Regions from separate parts of the Homo sapiens genome. Here region 1 is linked to region 2. A link is a loop called in an ENCODE intact Hi-C map of the cell type or tissue named here. Cell type or tissue: mammary epithelial cell. All regions are shown on one strand.

Region 1 (8,000 bases), 58 kb before region 2:
CACAGCATGTGACTGTACTGGATACTCTAGGCAGCTGGAACACAGTGGTAAGTATTTGTGTATCTAAACAAATCTAAACATAGAAAAGGCACAGTGAAATATCTTATGCAACCACTGTGGTCTATGCAGTCCATCATTAACCGAAACATCTTTATGCAGCGTATAACTGTACATAGAGAAGACAAGAGGTCCAAAGAGATAACCAGGTGAGCTGCTGCCGATGAGCAAGAAGAGAAACTGGAAGAGTGAGATGCTCTGGAAGCCAAGTGAAGGTCGTACAGCAAAGGGGAGGCAATGGGCCAGCAGTGGTGGCTCACACCTGCAATCCCAGAGCTTTGAGAGGCCAAGGTGGGAGGATCACTTGAAGTGGAGTTCAAGACCAGCCTGGACAACATAATGAGACCCTATCTCTACAAAAAATTTAAAAATTAGTCGGACACGGTCGTGCGTGCCTGTAGTCTCAGCTACTCACGAGGCTGAGGCAGGAGGATCACCCGAGCTTAGGATGAGCTTTGGTCAGGCTGGTCTCGAACTCCTGACCTCAAATGATCCTCGGCCTCCCAAAGTGCTGGGATTACAGGCGTGAGCCACCTTGCCCAGCCTAAAGCTGATTTTAGATATGACTTCACAGAGGTTACCTTTTTAAGAATAACAAAATGCAACAAGTTAAGATTTTGGGTGACTTCCAAATCCAGGGAACATATCAGCATTTGCTTAGTTAAAACGACAGATGCCTCTGAGATGGGGTCAGCAGGACCCCCTCCTTTTCAGCCAGGGACTCGCCGGATTCTCAACTGCGCAGGACCACGTCAGCATTGAGCTCTCCTCTCCCATCGACCTGCCTCCCTCTTCCTTCCCTTCATCAATATCACCACAAAAGCTGTCGCATCTAGAGCCCCACAAGGCTCCAGGCATGGTCCAGATGCTTTATGTACACTAGTCCTAACCACCACATACCACATAGAGATAGGTATAAAGTTACGGTTTCCAGTACACAAGTAAGAAAACAGAGACACAGAGAAGTCAGGTAACCTGCCCTACCTCAGGTGACGCAGCTGTGCTGGGGTTTGCACCCAGAAGTCTGCCTCAAAAGCCCTCCTCGTCCCAGCATATACCCTATCAATGCAACTGAAAATGCCCCCTCTTCCTTCACTCACCAGCCCCCGCTCCCAAGGGTGATATTCTAGTTCTCAATTTATATACACAATCTCTTTAAAAGTTTAATTGCTTTGATTGCAGGTCTCATACCCCCAAACAAGATTTCTAAGAAAATTCAGTAATTCTTTACTCAAAATTTCTCAGGAGAAACTTCTCAACAAATACTGGTGAAATCTATAACCTTAGGGAGGAGTCTATGACAGGCACTCAACTTTGCCCCAACCTCCCAGAGCAAGACAAGCCTCCTGTCATCTGGGGGATATTCACCGGTAAGAAAAATGGGTGCGGGGCCACTGGCCTCTTGCCCATGTCCATCCACTGGTTAAGTTCAGGAAGTGTCACCAGTGAAGGCACGACACCAGCAAGAGCCCAGGAGCTCAGGGCTGCTCTGTGGCTGCGCACCTTCGGTTCTGGGCTTGACCTCTTTAAGAGGAGCCACACTGAGAGCAGCAAACAGGATGACCACGAGCTGGCCTCAGAAAAGCTTTGTTACTTTAGATTTTTCATAACATTATATTTTTATGTTACAGTTTTTGCTTCCACAACAGGACTCAGAGCAAATCCAACAATTAATCATTTGCAGATAACTCTAAAGTGACTTTTGGGGGCTAAAGTGTGTAAACCAAGAACTTTTGAGTTCACTGCCTTTTCTAAGCCAAGGCCAGCTATCGTTTCCCAGGCCTCAGTAAATCCACTGTATAAATCAGACAGGAGTAACCTTTTAGGAGTTAGCATTTCTGGGGCTCTAGGAGGCTACAGAGGAGACTGTATACCCCTTTAAGAAAGGTTGGGGTGCCTCCCCCTAGAACTCAGGCACCAGCCCCAAAGTCACCCAAAGCTGGAGACAGAGGCTTGTCATAATCTCCCAGATGCCAGCGAACCACAGAGGCCCCTGGCAGGCCCAAGCCCAAAGCCAGGAGCACAACCTGAGCCTCCAGCTTGACCACAAACCCTGCCTCTGAGACCACGGCTGGTGAAACAGTAACTCTGTGAAAGCAGCAGGCCCAGAGCACCCCCCACCCCTCTGGTGGGGACACTCCAGGCCTGTCCACAGCAGAGGGATTCCCAAACCTGAAAGAGCTCGAGCTGTTCAGAGTGACAGGATGTTAGAGCTGGAAGGGGCCCCTGGGACCAACTAACCCAATGCTCTCACTTTATAGAAAAGACAAGCAAGGCTGGGCAAGGTGGCTCATGTCTATAATCCCAGCACTTTGGGAGGCTGAGGCAGGAGAATCACTTAAGCCCAGGAATTCAAGACCAGCCTGGGCAACATAGTGAAACCCAATTTATACAAAAAATTAAAAAAGAACAAAATTAGCCAGGCATGGTGGTGCACGGCTCCTACAATCCCAGCCACTGGGGAGACTGAGGTGAGAGGATCACTTGAGCCCAGGAGGTCGAGGCTGCAGTGAGCCATTATCATACCACTGCACTCTAGCCTGAGCAGCAGAGAAAGACCCTGTTAAAAAAAAAAAAAAAAAAAAAAAAAAGGAAAGAAAAGAAAATATTACTGAGATCCAGAGAGAAGCTACCGTGTGCACCCCAACCCACTCAAACACCCTCCCCAGCAAAACCTCAAGAAAAGACAGTGATGCAAAGGACAGGACATCCAGGTGGGTTGGTTTCTTAGGGGAGCTGGAGGTTTGGGGTGCCAAAGACCTTAGAGAATGCCCCTGTCCCTTTAAGGGCTGCACTGCTGCCAGCACCCTACGTGCTTACTCAAAGGGGATCCGACAGCCCGGCAGCCAGGCTGGGTAATGATTACAGTCAGCACAGCCCCCTGAGGACCTTAAATGACAGCTTGAGTCTAGGCTTCCTGTGATCTCCGTGCACAGTATCTGGAAGGGTTAGGGGAGAGCATCTTCCCCCAGTACCGAACCAGGTTCCAACTCACCCAGGAGGAAAGAGATGGGAAGAAAGCCACATGGGTGGAGAAGCAGCGGGGAGAGAGACCAACTTTAGAAAGCCTAGAAGAGGACTCATGCAGCACAAAGAGACCACACTGCAACCACAGGGGCGAAGAAGTCAGGAAATGCTGCCGCAGCAGCCAGCCCAGTGGCGAGACCGCAAGCCAGTGGCTCAAACTGGGATGGAGGGGGCGGAGGTTTAAATTTAGCCAGGTAAACAGAGCCGGGCCAGGGGTGGAGAGGGCCTGGTAGGGGCTGTGCAGTCACCTGCTCTCCAGAGTTGGGGCATTTCTCGCTGAAGGGAACAGTCCAGCCAGAACTGTACCAAACAGCGGATCCGTTTTCAGGGTTCCTCCAGCATGCTGCTTGGGGGAGCACACAGGCTGCGCCCCAGAGATGGACAGAAGGTTAGTTTTACTTTAAAGGGTGGCTCAGATTTAAAATGAGCATGTCTTTTCATCTTGATGGCAATATCGATGCACAATCCCTCTGCTGGATGTTTCTGGACTCGTAGATAACGGTGAAGACGCTCAACAGAAACCAGCCAAGGCTGCCCGTAAGTGGAGCTCCCACATGCTCTCATTGCCCAGAGGGCTTTTACATCTACTGCTGTTGTGTGTCTTCAGAGACCTGATGGAGTTACCCAACAACCAGTAACTACCACCACGACCACACACTCTGAGGACTGCATCCAGGACTAGCGCTGGAGCAAAGATGGGCTCTGAAGACCTGGTTAGAAGATGAAGGAGATAAATGGCAGGCGGTTTGAAAAGGAGCCAGAGAGAAAAAGCTCTCGCTGACACGAGAGCTTTTTTGGACTGACTGGTTTCTATTTCAGAGAAGACAAGGACTATCACCACACGTAAAAACTTCCCTCCATGCTAGAGAAGCCAGGCTGCGGCAATCCAGAAAGCAGCAGAACCATCCTAGAATTAAAAATTAGAACAGACCAGCCTAGTCCTCTGCCTTTCTTGACCTTGAAGAAGAGCAAACAAAAAATCTTTCAGCTGCCCCTAGAGTCAGAGGGTGAAATACACAAGGGAAGAAGAATTCCAGATTTTTTCTTTTCGCAGCATATGGCTCCCAGCAATTTTGGCAATATCCCTTTAACTTATGCTTTTTGGACAGAAAAAATTTTAGAAAAGGGTAGTTTCAAGTCAATAAGAAACCCCTGGTGATATTACAATCACCAAATGAACTAAAGAGGGGACCGGTTTCAGATACCTTGGAGAAACACACAGACACACACGCTCAATCACCTATTCATATTCAAATACATAAGATATCAGAGCCTGGGAAAGTATGAAATCCATGGGTGGAAAAAGACCAGCCAGCTCCTCCGAGCCTGGCTCCTGCTCCCCTGGCAGGCAGATCCCACAGAGTGTCACACGCCCTTGGCCTGACTGTCTTTAAGAAGAGAAAGAAAGGGAAGGGGAGATGTCTCTCCTGACTGCCTTTGGGTATTGACCCATCCATTGTCACTTTAGGTTCCTTTACTCCCTTCACGTCCTGCCCTGTTGTCCGCGCCACCTGCATCTGTTAGTAAAAAGCCCTGGTTTTAATTGTGACCCTTCCCTTGGACTGCTGGACTTGTCATCACCATGAAGACGCCAGCTCCATCACTCCTCTCACAAGGGTGCCTAAGAGGTCTCTTTCAGCACTGCCATCCTTCCAAGGAGACACACCTCCTCCTTCTTGCTATTTATAACCACGAATCTTGTGTGTCAAAGCGAGAACAGACACTATTTTGAGATGGAGGAAAACCACCCCTCAGTCTTCCACCTCTAATAGGTCGGTGTGTTTGCCAGGACCTGTGTGTGTGAGCCTAGGCAGGGGTGCGGCTGCAAGCTCCAGGTCTGGCATCCGCTCGTCTGTGCCTGAGATGGGGAGTCTTGCCTTTGCGTAAGTGAATTCTGCCGGTTAATCGGATGGCAGGAGAGGCTGGGTGCAGGAAAGGGTCCTTAGGCCTTCTGAGGGCGTGCCCGCTGCTGCCTGGGCTCTCCGTTGCCTTAGGGGCCAGCCACAGGAGGGGGCTCCCTAGGCTTCCCCCGTGTGCCTGGACGAGTGCTGGTGGCTGGCTAGCGGCTGCCCCTGCCCTGCCGAGCCAGGGTTTTCGGCTCCACACTGACGGCACGGGCACAGACGTCCCATCGCAGCTCTGGTGACTGGGCACATTCCGGGGCCCCTGGAGCAGTCTGGGGGGTTGATTCCACGATCCCTAGTTTTTCTCCTCCAGGTACCAGGCTGAACCTCTGCCCAGGGGAGTAGCAACTGGAAGCTGTTGCCAACGTGGCCAGGTGGCAAAAGCAGTGAAGAAGGGCCCGGGTGAAGTGGAGGGGACACCGGACACACACACACCCCTTCAGCTGAGTAACCAACGCAGGGCCGGGGCCACCTCAGTTTCCCTCCCTGTAAAACAGGGCCGGGCAGGCTCCCCGCAAACCGAACTGCCTCTCCCAGCGGTCTGCAGCAAATACCCGGGGGTTCGGCTCCGACTGGAGCGCGGGCTACGCGTCCACCGAGGCTCCAAGAAAGTGAAGGAGGAGGTCTCGTCCCGCCTCTCCCACGGCGGGGACGTGGAGCGCCGGAGCGACCGGAGAAGCACAAAGCCGAGCGGCGCTCGGGCTCTACCTGCGCGGTCCGGGCAGAAACGCAGGCTCCCACCCGCGTCCGGCGGGTAAAGTAACCCAGATGGGGTCCTCGATGCCGGCGCAGACCTCGGCGGAGGGTCGGGGCTGGGCCCGACCAGACCCGGGAGAGTGAGCGCGAAGCTCAGAGGCCGCCCCGCCTGCGCCGCCGACCCCGGAGCCTCCTATGCCTGCCCGCGCGAGGGCCCGGCGGTCCCCAGCTTTGTTCGCCGCCCCGGCCCGGGGCGACTCCCTTCCCCCGACCTGACCCCGGCCCGCCCCGACCCGACGCCCGCGGCGCGCAGACCCACCCGGCGGACACCCAGCGCGGCCGCGGGGCCGGGAAGGCGGAGGAGCCGCGCGAGGTTCGGCAGCCGGGGCGGCGGCGGCGGCGGCGGGGCCGTCCCCGGGGGCGAGGGCCGGCGCTTACCTGCATGTCCCGCCGCGTGTCAGGCCCGCGGGCTCCGGGCGCCGCTCGGCCCGGCCCGGCTCTTCCTGCGCCCGGCTGCGCTGGGTCGGCGGGCGAGGCGCGGCCCGCGGGGGCGCAGGGGGCGGCCGGCGGGGCCCGGGGCAGACCCTGCCCGCTCCTCTCAGCGCGCGGGCCGCTCGGGCCGCCGCCTCCGACTCTTCATCCGCGGCCGGGGCGCGGGGCTGGCGGCGCGGGCGGGCGTGCTCGGCTCCCGGGGTCCCGCCGAGGCGTCTCGGGCCCCCCCCCCGATGCTGGGGCAGCCTCCGAGGTGTCCACCGGAGCCCGGCCAGGCAGCCCCGGCGCTCGGAGTCTGCGCGCCCTCCTGCCGCCCGGAGGGCTCCCTGCTCCGCGCCGGGGACCCCCGAACTCAGCGGGCGGGGACGGTCGGGGGCGCGCAGCCTGCGGCCGATCCGGAGGGAGGCCCTGGGCCCGAGGCGCGGGCTCGGGAGGCCGCCGTCGATCTCGCCGGGCTGCGCGCCCTGCTCCGGAGCGCGGGACCCGGGGAAGTTTCGGCCCAAGTTGGCTGCGGGGCGGGTGGCGGCCGCGGCTCGGAGTGCAGGGCCCGGCGCTGGGCGAGTGGATCCTGGGGGCGCCGCCGCCTCCGCCCCGCCTCCCGCGCCTCCTCCCCGCCCCCGACAGCCGCGCCGGCCCCGGCTCGCTCCTGCCCACCAGCCGGGCCGCGACACCCTCCCGAGGGCTCCTCCCAGGCGCTGGGACCGCGACCTCCGCACCTGCCTCCCGCCCGGCTCCCTCGGCCCCTAAGCAGAGCGGCCCGGGGGCCTCGCCGCGGGGGTGCGGACGGGGAGTCTCCGCCGCCCGGCCCCCTTCTCCCGGCGCCGCACGCCTGCTGCCCCCTTCTCCTGGAACTCGACCCGATCCTCCGAAGAAACCGCGGCTCTTACCCCGGCCAGCAGCCCCCTCGGGGCGCCCAAGGAGCCCGTACCCGCGCCCCGCGATCCTGGCACGAGCGCCCACCTCGGCGTCTGCGGGGCCCGAGGCTCTGAGAGGGGAAGAGAGTTATGTCCTCCGCTTTCTTGCTACGCGTCCTCCTTTGAATCCCCCAAGGAAGTAGAGTGACCCGGGAACTACTTTGCCGCTTCGCAAACCCAGGTCATCCCCCTCGCAGTCCTGGGCCCTTCCCTACAGAGCCCAGCTCAGAAAGATCCCTGGGTTTGGGAAAAATGAGGCAGAAAGGTTTCAAGGAGCAAACGTGTTCTCTCAATACTTTCGTCATGGATATAGGACTAAATAATTCTCCTGATGTTTTATGGAGAAAATGAGGCACAGGAAAGTCTGACGACCAACCCATAGTCACTGCAGGGGCTAATAGCTTGAGAAGGTCACTAGAGTCCAGGGCTCGGCCTTAGTTCAGATCCAAGTTTAAATGCTTTTCTGGAAGTCCCATGTCCTTTTGTAGGTAACCTCATAGCACCTCTGGGTGAGCTGCCCAAGAGGGTGTCCAAGGAGGTGAAGTGGGTGAGCTAAGGTCCCAGTGGAGGCAGGAGCTGCTGGTCCCTGCTCCAGACCCAGGTAACAGGGACCAACCGAGAGCAGCCAGTAGGATCCCAGGCCTGCCCTCCAGCCCCTTTGCTTTTACATTCTGAAAAACCCAGTCTCTTCCCTGAGGAGGAGGTCGCCCTGCTAAAGAAATTGCCTTCGAATGCAGTACAGTGAGGGGAGGGAAAATACAATAGTAATAATCAAAGGCTTTGCCTTTTTAAAATTAGTAACCAAACAAGGTGACAGCCTCCCCCTTTCAGTGGGGGAAGGGGCAGCAGGGAGGGTCAGGGAATGGATGGGACCAGGAACCCACCACACTGGGCAGGCAATAAGGAGCTA
Region 2 (8,000 bases):
GTAGCTGGGACTACAGGCGCTCGCCACCACGCCCGGCTAGTTTTTTGTATTTTTAGTAGAGACGGGGTTTCACCGTGTTAGCCAGGATGGTCTCGATCTCCTGACCTCGTGATCCACCCGCCTCGGCCTCCCAAAGTGCTGGGATTACAGGCGTGAGCCACCGCGCCCGGCCGGATTTCTGTCTCTTAAAAGACACCATTAAGAGAGTGAAAGGGCAGTCCACAGGAGAAGATACATATCTGATGTATGCATATCCATAATATATAAAGAACTCCTATAAAGCAGTAACAACAGTTAATAATGAAAAATAGGCAAGACACTTGAATGACCACAAGAGTATACTGAAATGGTTAACAGACATATAAAAAGGTGGATAACTCATTAGTCATCAGGAAAATACAAGTTAAAATCACAAGGAGATACCACTAAATGACCACCAGAATGGCTAAAATTTAAAAAGACAGACAGTATCAAGTGCTGACAAGGACGTGGAACCACTTGGCCTCTCCTACACTCCCGGTGGGAGTGTAAATGGCCATAACCACTTTAGAAAAACATCTGGCAGTATCTACTAAAGTTGAATGCCAAGCTGAACAAGTGGACTTGTAGGTACATGTAAATTCACCTGAAGACACTGATAAGAGTATTAAAACCTGGGAACAACCCAAATGTCCATACTGAATGATAAACAGACGATAAACAATTTGTGGCACATTCATACAATGGAATATCATAGAGCAATGAGAATGAATGAACTATATGTATAACAAAACAGATACAATTCGTAAACATGATGTTGAATGACAGAATCCAGACACAATAGAGTATGGTATGATTCCAGGCATAGAAAGTTTAAAAACAGGCAGAACTAATCTGTGGTGTTTGAGGTCAGGTTATCCTTGGAGGATGAGGAGTGACTGGAAGGAGGATGACAAGGGGCTTCGGCACTGGTAACATTCTGCTGCTTGTTCCAAGAATTTGCTATATGAGTGTGTAATTCAGCTATATACATAGGATTTGTTTACTTTTCTGTATGCAAGTTATAATTTCAAAACTTCAGAAAAAAACCCATCAAGGACCCCCAAGGATTATCTAACTGTACGATCCAATCTGACCCTGAAAACACCTGCTAGGCTGTCTGCCCTAGAGGCCCCCAACACCCACATGTTTCTGGCTCTCCTCTGCCTGCCCCAACATTTCTTCCCTGTCCTGGTGTTGTTCTTCTTTCTGCTCAGTCTCACACGTGCAGGGGTTTCCTGAGGTCTAAGGAGACTGTCCACTGTTCTCTCTTAGATCCTCTGCTTAGCGAAATGTGTTTACCTTTAGCTTTAAAAGGGGGGAGGGTGATAATAACAGCAACTAACTTACTGGGCATTTATTATGGGCCAAGTATTATTCTAAGTGCTTTAGTGATTAACACATTTAATCCACTTTCTTTCAAATTTATTTCTTTTGAGGTAGGTGTTCTTTAAATTTTTTTTTAATCACAGAAAATATCACATGTATAATAACTAGCATAATAACTCTTCTATGTCCCTCATCTAAACATAACCATTATGAAGGTGGATCTACACAATTATAACTCTAGCTTCTTTTTCTACTGAGTTTCAGACTCACATCTTTCCAGTGCCTGATAAACATCTCTTGGTGAATGTTCCCTTTACACATCAAATCATACTGTTCATACTATTTACTGAATTGTTCTTTTCACCCAATAATTAAACAGCTTTTCATGTGATAAAATATTCTTCTAAAATAATTTATAATGGGCTGCATTGTAATCCATTTTATTAATATATTGTAATTTATTTAACTCCAATAGACATTTAGTTTGTTCTCGTTTTCATTACTATAAATATTAATGTATTACATTTTCCCATACATAAATCTTTGCATGTCTATGATTTTCTACTTAAAATTCCCGAGTCAAAGGGTATAGACCTGTGTAAAGCTTTTGACAAGTAACCAGACCATTCTAGAATAGCTGTACTGATATTCAGCCCATAAGCAAGAAATAAGGGTGCCATTTTCCCACTCTCTGAACATACTGGGGACTCCAACAAACCAACCAATCCCAACCTTCCCAGTATGACAGCACTGTTTTCATTCGTAGTTCTTCCCATCTGTAGTGAAGCCAAAAACTGGGGTAAAACATTAAAAAATATATATTTATTGGCCACTTCTTCTGTGAGTTTCCTATTAATGCTCTTTCCAGATCATGTTTCTTCTAATTTAGTTTTTTCTTTCTTTTTTTTCTTTTGAAGAGAAAGAGTCTTGCTCTGTTGCCCAGGCTGGAGTTCAGTGGAGTGATCATAGCTCACTGTAACCTCTAACTCCTGGCCTCAAGTGATCCTCCTGCATCAGCTTCCCGAGTAGCTAGGGCTACAGGAGAGTGCCACCACGCCTGGCTAAGTTTTTTTTTTTTTTTGAGATGGAGTCTTGCTCCGTCGCCCTGGCTGGAGTGTAGTGGCGTGATCTCAGCTCATTGCAATCTCTGCCTCCCGGGTTCATGCCATTCTCCTGCCTCAGCCTCCTGAGTAGCTGGGACCACAGGTGGCCCCAGGCTAATTTTTAAAATATTTTTAGTAGAGACGGGGTTTCACTGTGTTAGCCAGGATGGTCTCGATCTCCTGACCGTGTGATCCACCCACCTCGGCCTCCCAAAGTGCTGGGATTACAGGCATGAGTCACCTTGCCCAGCCTTTTTTTTTTTTTTAAAGAGATGACATCTCACTATGTTGCCCAGGCTGCTCTTCAACTCCTGGCCTTAAGCAATCCTCCCACTTCAGCCTCCCATAATGTTGAAATTACAGGTGTGAGCCACCACATCTAGCCTAGTTTTTTCATTTCCGATATCCTTGTTAACAATCCTAATTCAAGCTCTCATGTTCTACCATCTTGCAATAGCTTCATAACTACTTCAACCCTGGTGTAAGAGTAATCTTTCTAAAATAGGCTGGAACAGTTCCCTCCTCCTCTTCCAACATCTTAAATGATTTCCTTCCTACAAAATAAAAGACTAAGCTTTTTGGCATGGGAGCTACTGCTTCAATTTCATCTCCTGGTACATACCTGCCATTCCCTGTCTTTGCTTTTCCTTTCCTCTCATTCTAGAATGTGGACAATCTTACTTCCTACACATCTTTCTTCTCTATCTTTCTTATCCTTCACGGTTGAGCCCCTTTTCTCTGTAATGCCATCCCTGGTTAGAAGTGTAAACTGCTACAGTATTCATTTTGTCCCCTTTCAATAGTTGGTTTTATGTTTAATTCCCCAACTGTTCTTCAAGCTCCTTGGTGAATTCTTTTTTGTATACCAATATTGCCTCGTAACAAAAGGCCTGCACGTAGCAGACAATCTGAAAATGGTGAATGAAATAAAGGAATAGATATTAATTCTGGGGAAAGGCCTCGATAATGTTCTAAAGAGCTATTTAAGTTCAAATTTGAAGCATGTCCAAACCAAAACAATCTGATGATACAGGCCCTTTGGTAGACAGCAGGGCACATAAACCATACAGTGTAGCACTCCACTGTGTTTAAAGTTCTTAAGGGATGGAATACGGGACAAGTATAGGATACGAAGGTGGCCTCTGGCAGAAATTCTCTGGCTTTTTTGTGTGTTGAATGTTATTAAAATGCATTCTGTTCTTAGTAGCTGTTCCAGCCCTCCCTGAACTCAGAGTAGTAATATGATTTCTAGAGGGACTTGAGCCAAGAATCACAAATGCAAGAGCAACTCAATCTGAATGCTCAAAGCAACACAGGCTGGAAGCGTATGCAGCAGAGGGAAGGGGAGAATGCCTCACCCTACCACTGTGCAGGGAAGAAACGAACGGAGGAAGCTCAGCAGAGCGGGAACATTTCAGAGATGAGGCTCTCCAAGCATATGGCAGACAAAAGCATGGTTACGACTGGCTACAGGGAAAACCACTCAGGCCCCCTTCCCTCTTTGAGTGTTAGGATAACTGCCAGAGAACAAGCTGACAGTCTAAAGAATAAGGAATGCGAGGGGGCTGAATGGAGAAAGAGAAGCAGAGCTGAGGGGCGGGCTGCTTGATTCAGGGAGACTGCCCCAAACATTTACCGCTCAGCACAAGTCATGATTTTAGAACAGAAACAACATTTTCTCTCTAGTAAAGATGTTAGAGAGAGCTACCAGAACTCCGTGAAATAAATTTGTAAAAGAGAAAATACAGTTAAAAGTTCTGTGGACTTGGCCTGATTTCAAGGTAAACAACTCTATTCATAGTCACAAAGCATGAGGTGAAAGGGAGGATGTATTGATGGGTATAAAGAAGGGACGGTTACAAGAGGGGTCAGTGAATGAATTCCTCTGTGGTTGGCAGTGACTCAGATTAATTCCTTTCTGCAGATGGTTTGGTGGAGGGCAGGAAATTATTCAGAAATGCCTAGTTTGGTTTAAGCAGACAAGAATCTAAACTTGAGGTTCTAACAGCTAAGTCCCAGGATGTGTCACAGGCCATGAGGTCTGAGCTGTAATCTGGCATGATGTTCGGAGCCTTTTGGAGCTGACAGATCAAGTGGAAATGGTGCTCGTCCTGGCCAGGTCTGGCCCACAAGCCCCTAACTTGAATCTGCAGGCTTCTTAGGAGATACGAAGACATAAAATAACTTCCTAGTTTGGAATTTCACACAACTGGAATAAATGGAAATGTATTTTGCCGTAAGAGCATCTATTGAATAAGACATAAAACTTACACAGTCAGAGGGATCTGGAATCCCTCTAACCCTCTACAATCCCTCTAAACCTCAATCTTTTTTGCCCAGGGATCTATTTTTCTACAGGCATCTGGTCACTTCTTGACTCTACAGAATCCCTTTAGCACTTAGTACCAGGGAAAACTAAAATTGCTCTTGAAGAATTTATCCTATGTTTATTTCCCACTCATTAAAGTTAACTCCAAAGTCCTCTTTCCTTTCAAGTCTGCACTTGCAGAGACTGTGCAAGTGGGCCGGAAGTGGTAATGGCTGTGAGGCTGCTGTGGGGACTTCTCCTTCTCCCTCCCTGTCCTTTTTTTTTTTTTTTTTTTTGAGATAGAGTCTCACTCTGTCCCCCAGGCTGGAGTGCGGTGGCGAGATCACAGCTCACTGCAGCCTGGAACTCCTGGGCTCAAGTGATCTTCCTGCCTTAGACCGCTGAGTAGCCGGGACTACGGGTGCGCACCATCACACCCAGCTCCCCTTCCTACTTTGTGATGAACTCCCTTGCCAGGCAATGTATGAATTTGTTTTTACAGGAAGGAAAGGCTGTTGCTTAGACCAAAAGTAAATAAGATGTTACTGCTCTCCCATAACTAACTTTGAACAAAATGGCATAATAAAAACGAGAGTTTGGGCCGGGCGCAGTGGCTCACACCTGTAATCCCAGCACTTTGGGAGGCCAAGGTGGGTGGATCACGAGGTCAGGAGTTCAAGACCAGCCTGATCAACATGGTGAAACCCTGTCTCTACTTAAAAAAATACAAAAATTAGCTGGGCATGGTGGTGCGTGCCTGTAATCCTAGCTACTCAGGAAGCTGAGGCAGGAGAACTGCTTGAACCCAGGAGGCGGAGGTTGCAGTGAGCTGAGATCGCACCACTGCACTCCAGCCTGGGCAACAGAGTGAGACTCCTTCTCAGAAAAACAAACAAAAAACAACAAGAGTTTGGCTCCATTCGGGTCTGTCTATCCAAAGTCAAAATTCCACTGCTTAACAATTTGATAGTTCACAGTCATCTCCTCCAGATTCAAGTGGTGATATAAAGGGACTTCCTCCTTTCTTTCCCTCATGATAGAAGATGAGATTCCCTGGATGGGAGGGAAACTCAAGTATGTAATTACTTTCTTGTATTATCAACAACACTTTATGCCTGGCATGTAATAAGTGTTCATTAAGTATTTACTGAGTGAATGCTAGCCATATGCCTTAGGGTAGCTAGATTTATCTTCCTTCCTCCCTCCTTCCCTTCCTTCCTTTTTTCCTTTTCTTTCTCCCTTCCTTCCTTTTCTCTTCTCTTTTTTTTTTTCTTTTGAGACAGGGTTACACTCTGTTGCCCAGGCTGGAGTGCAGTGGTGTGATCACGGCTCACTGCAATCTCTACCTCTTGGGCTGAAGTGATTCTCTCACCTCAGCTTCCCGAGTGGCTGGGACTACAGCGAAATGCCAGCACACCCCACTAATTTTAAATTTTTTTTGTAGAGAGGAGGTCTCACTATGTTGCCCAGACTGGTCTTGAACTCCTGGCCTCAAGCAATCCTCCCACCTTGGCTTCCCAAAGTGCTGGGATTATAGTGGGGAGCCACTGTGCTTGGCCTAGATTTTTTAATGTTAGGTCATCACATATTTCTGCCATTCATTTTCAAAGGTTAAAAACAAAACAAAAACAAATCAAGAGCTTCTCTGCTTCCCAGCTATGGCACTGAAAACTCTGCAACTGCACTGGCAGCCCCCAGCCCTAAAAGAAATAAAACAGTTAAGATTTCTAGTGAATCTATATAAAAACATAAATTATCATTTAGTTTTCTACCCTGTCCCCTATCCCCGACCTGCAGCTCAGGCAAATACCCAACAATGGAACAACGAGACCTACAAATGCTACACCCAAAACAGGCCAATTCTGAAATTTAGACTCATCAGCCCGGAAGGGAGCTACAGGAACTACTAGTCCCATTCTCTAACCTTACAAGTAAGACAGCTGAGGTCTCAAGAGGTACAGGGCCAGGTACACAGGTTAGACTGATAGATCTATCTGTTGTAGGAAAACTTAATATGTATCTATCACGCCTGGCCAGTGGTTAGTGGATCAGGCTCTACTGCATCCAGGTGCACAAGCTCTCCATGGAGAAAAAGAGGAAGTCTCCCCTACCTGAGAGGAAAGCTTTACAAGGAATCTGGTCTTGCTAGCTGTCAGACCTCTTCCAGCTGTCACCACTCACAGTTGTTTATTATTCTTTGCAAGGTTAGAGTCAACCATTATTTTGTGAAAGTCAACAACTGAGAGACCAAGTAACCCCAGCAAAGGTGGACAAATGAATTGGGTCAGTGGCAATCTACAGGACCAAGAAACACGTGTTGCTAACACCTGTCACTCCAAATTAACCTCCTCATGTACAGCAGGAGCTGGAACCACGCACTACAATAGATACAACACTTCAGTTTTAAACCGTTATCTGGACAAAATCCAGAACAAATGTTTGCTTTCTGATGATTATATTTTGTATTCGCAGATGTCACCAACATACTCATATCTTAATTTCTAACTTACTTATGTCTAGACACTTCTAAAATTCTGGCTGTCTTCCTGCCTAAAGCATTCTTCCCTAGCTGAGATAATTTCAGTTTTTTCTACGTGATAGTCTGTGCCTACAGCAACTTTCCAGATTATCCTCTTTCCTGAAAAGTTATACCTCTCTAATTTTTTAGAGAAAGGGTCTCGCTGTGTTGCTCAGGTGGGTCTTGAACTCTTGGCCTTAAACGATCCTCCTGCCTCAGCCTCCTGAGCAGCTGGGACTACGGGTGTGTGCCACCATGCTCAGCAGGTTTTATCTTGATGTGGGTGTTATACCTTTTCTGAACAAGCTGGGAAGGGAGCTGAATAGCACGGGAGTTTGGCAAGAGAACAGAAAACATGACTATAAAAGACAAAAATGGGAATTAAAAAAATAAAACTCAACAGGAGATTTACATTGGTCTGATGAGCCTCTATACACTAAGAAAACAGGGGACCATCTCTTGTATAGAAATGTCCCTGGAACACCAAAGGAACTGTGACGTGGTATCCCACTCAAAGAACAAGCCAGTTACCCTTCTGTGTGGAATGCTTGGACGAAGTACAGTCCTGAAGCAAGAGATGGACGGATGGACTCTGGAAGTCTTTATCAGGCCAAAGATTTGCAGATGCAGGCTTGAGAAAGTGTGGAGTATTCTAAACAAAGAAGCAGATTTCCCAGTGAGGCAGATTTTTAATCTGGTTGTCTAAGCTGATTTGGTAATATCT

The links. Hi-C counts contacts between places; a loop is a spot of excess contacts. Peaks named below come from ENCODE experiments on the same cell type or tissue, not always from the same donor. Only the 100,000 strongest peaks of a DNase experiment are listed, where the experiment ranks them.
Region 1: a loop joins it to region 2, with 2.3 times the contacts of the local background. A loop is called at or near these places in 8 of 110 quality-filtered maps.

The regions. Positions count from the first base shown.
Region 1 is chr12:1,529,073-1,537,072 of GRCh38, reverse strand. LOC107984507 (a long non-coding RNA gene) reads left to right here and starts at 4,881. Exons shown (of 2, transcript NR_160736.1): 1 at 4,881-4,967; 2 at 5,302-8,000. RefSeq lists enhancers at 3,016-3,165, 3,316-3,515 and silencers at 6,529-6,638, 6,729-6,978. In mammary epithelial cell, no CTCF peak of the experiment used is centred here; no DNase peak of the experiment used is centred here; H3K4me3 peaks cover 1,612 bases.
Region 2 is chr12:1,470,684-1,478,683 of GRCh38, reverse strand. All of the region lies in intron 18 of ERC1 (ELKS/RAB6-interacting/CAST family member 1), which reads right to left. Among named protein-coding and RNA genes, the nearest start is that of LINC00942, 26 kb to the left of the region's middle. RefSeq lists an enhancer at 5,173-5,242. In mammary epithelial cell, no CTCF peak of the experiment used is centred here; DNase peaks (open chromatin) are centred at 2,513, 3,783, 4,403 and 4,983; H3K27ac peaks cover 3,667 bases.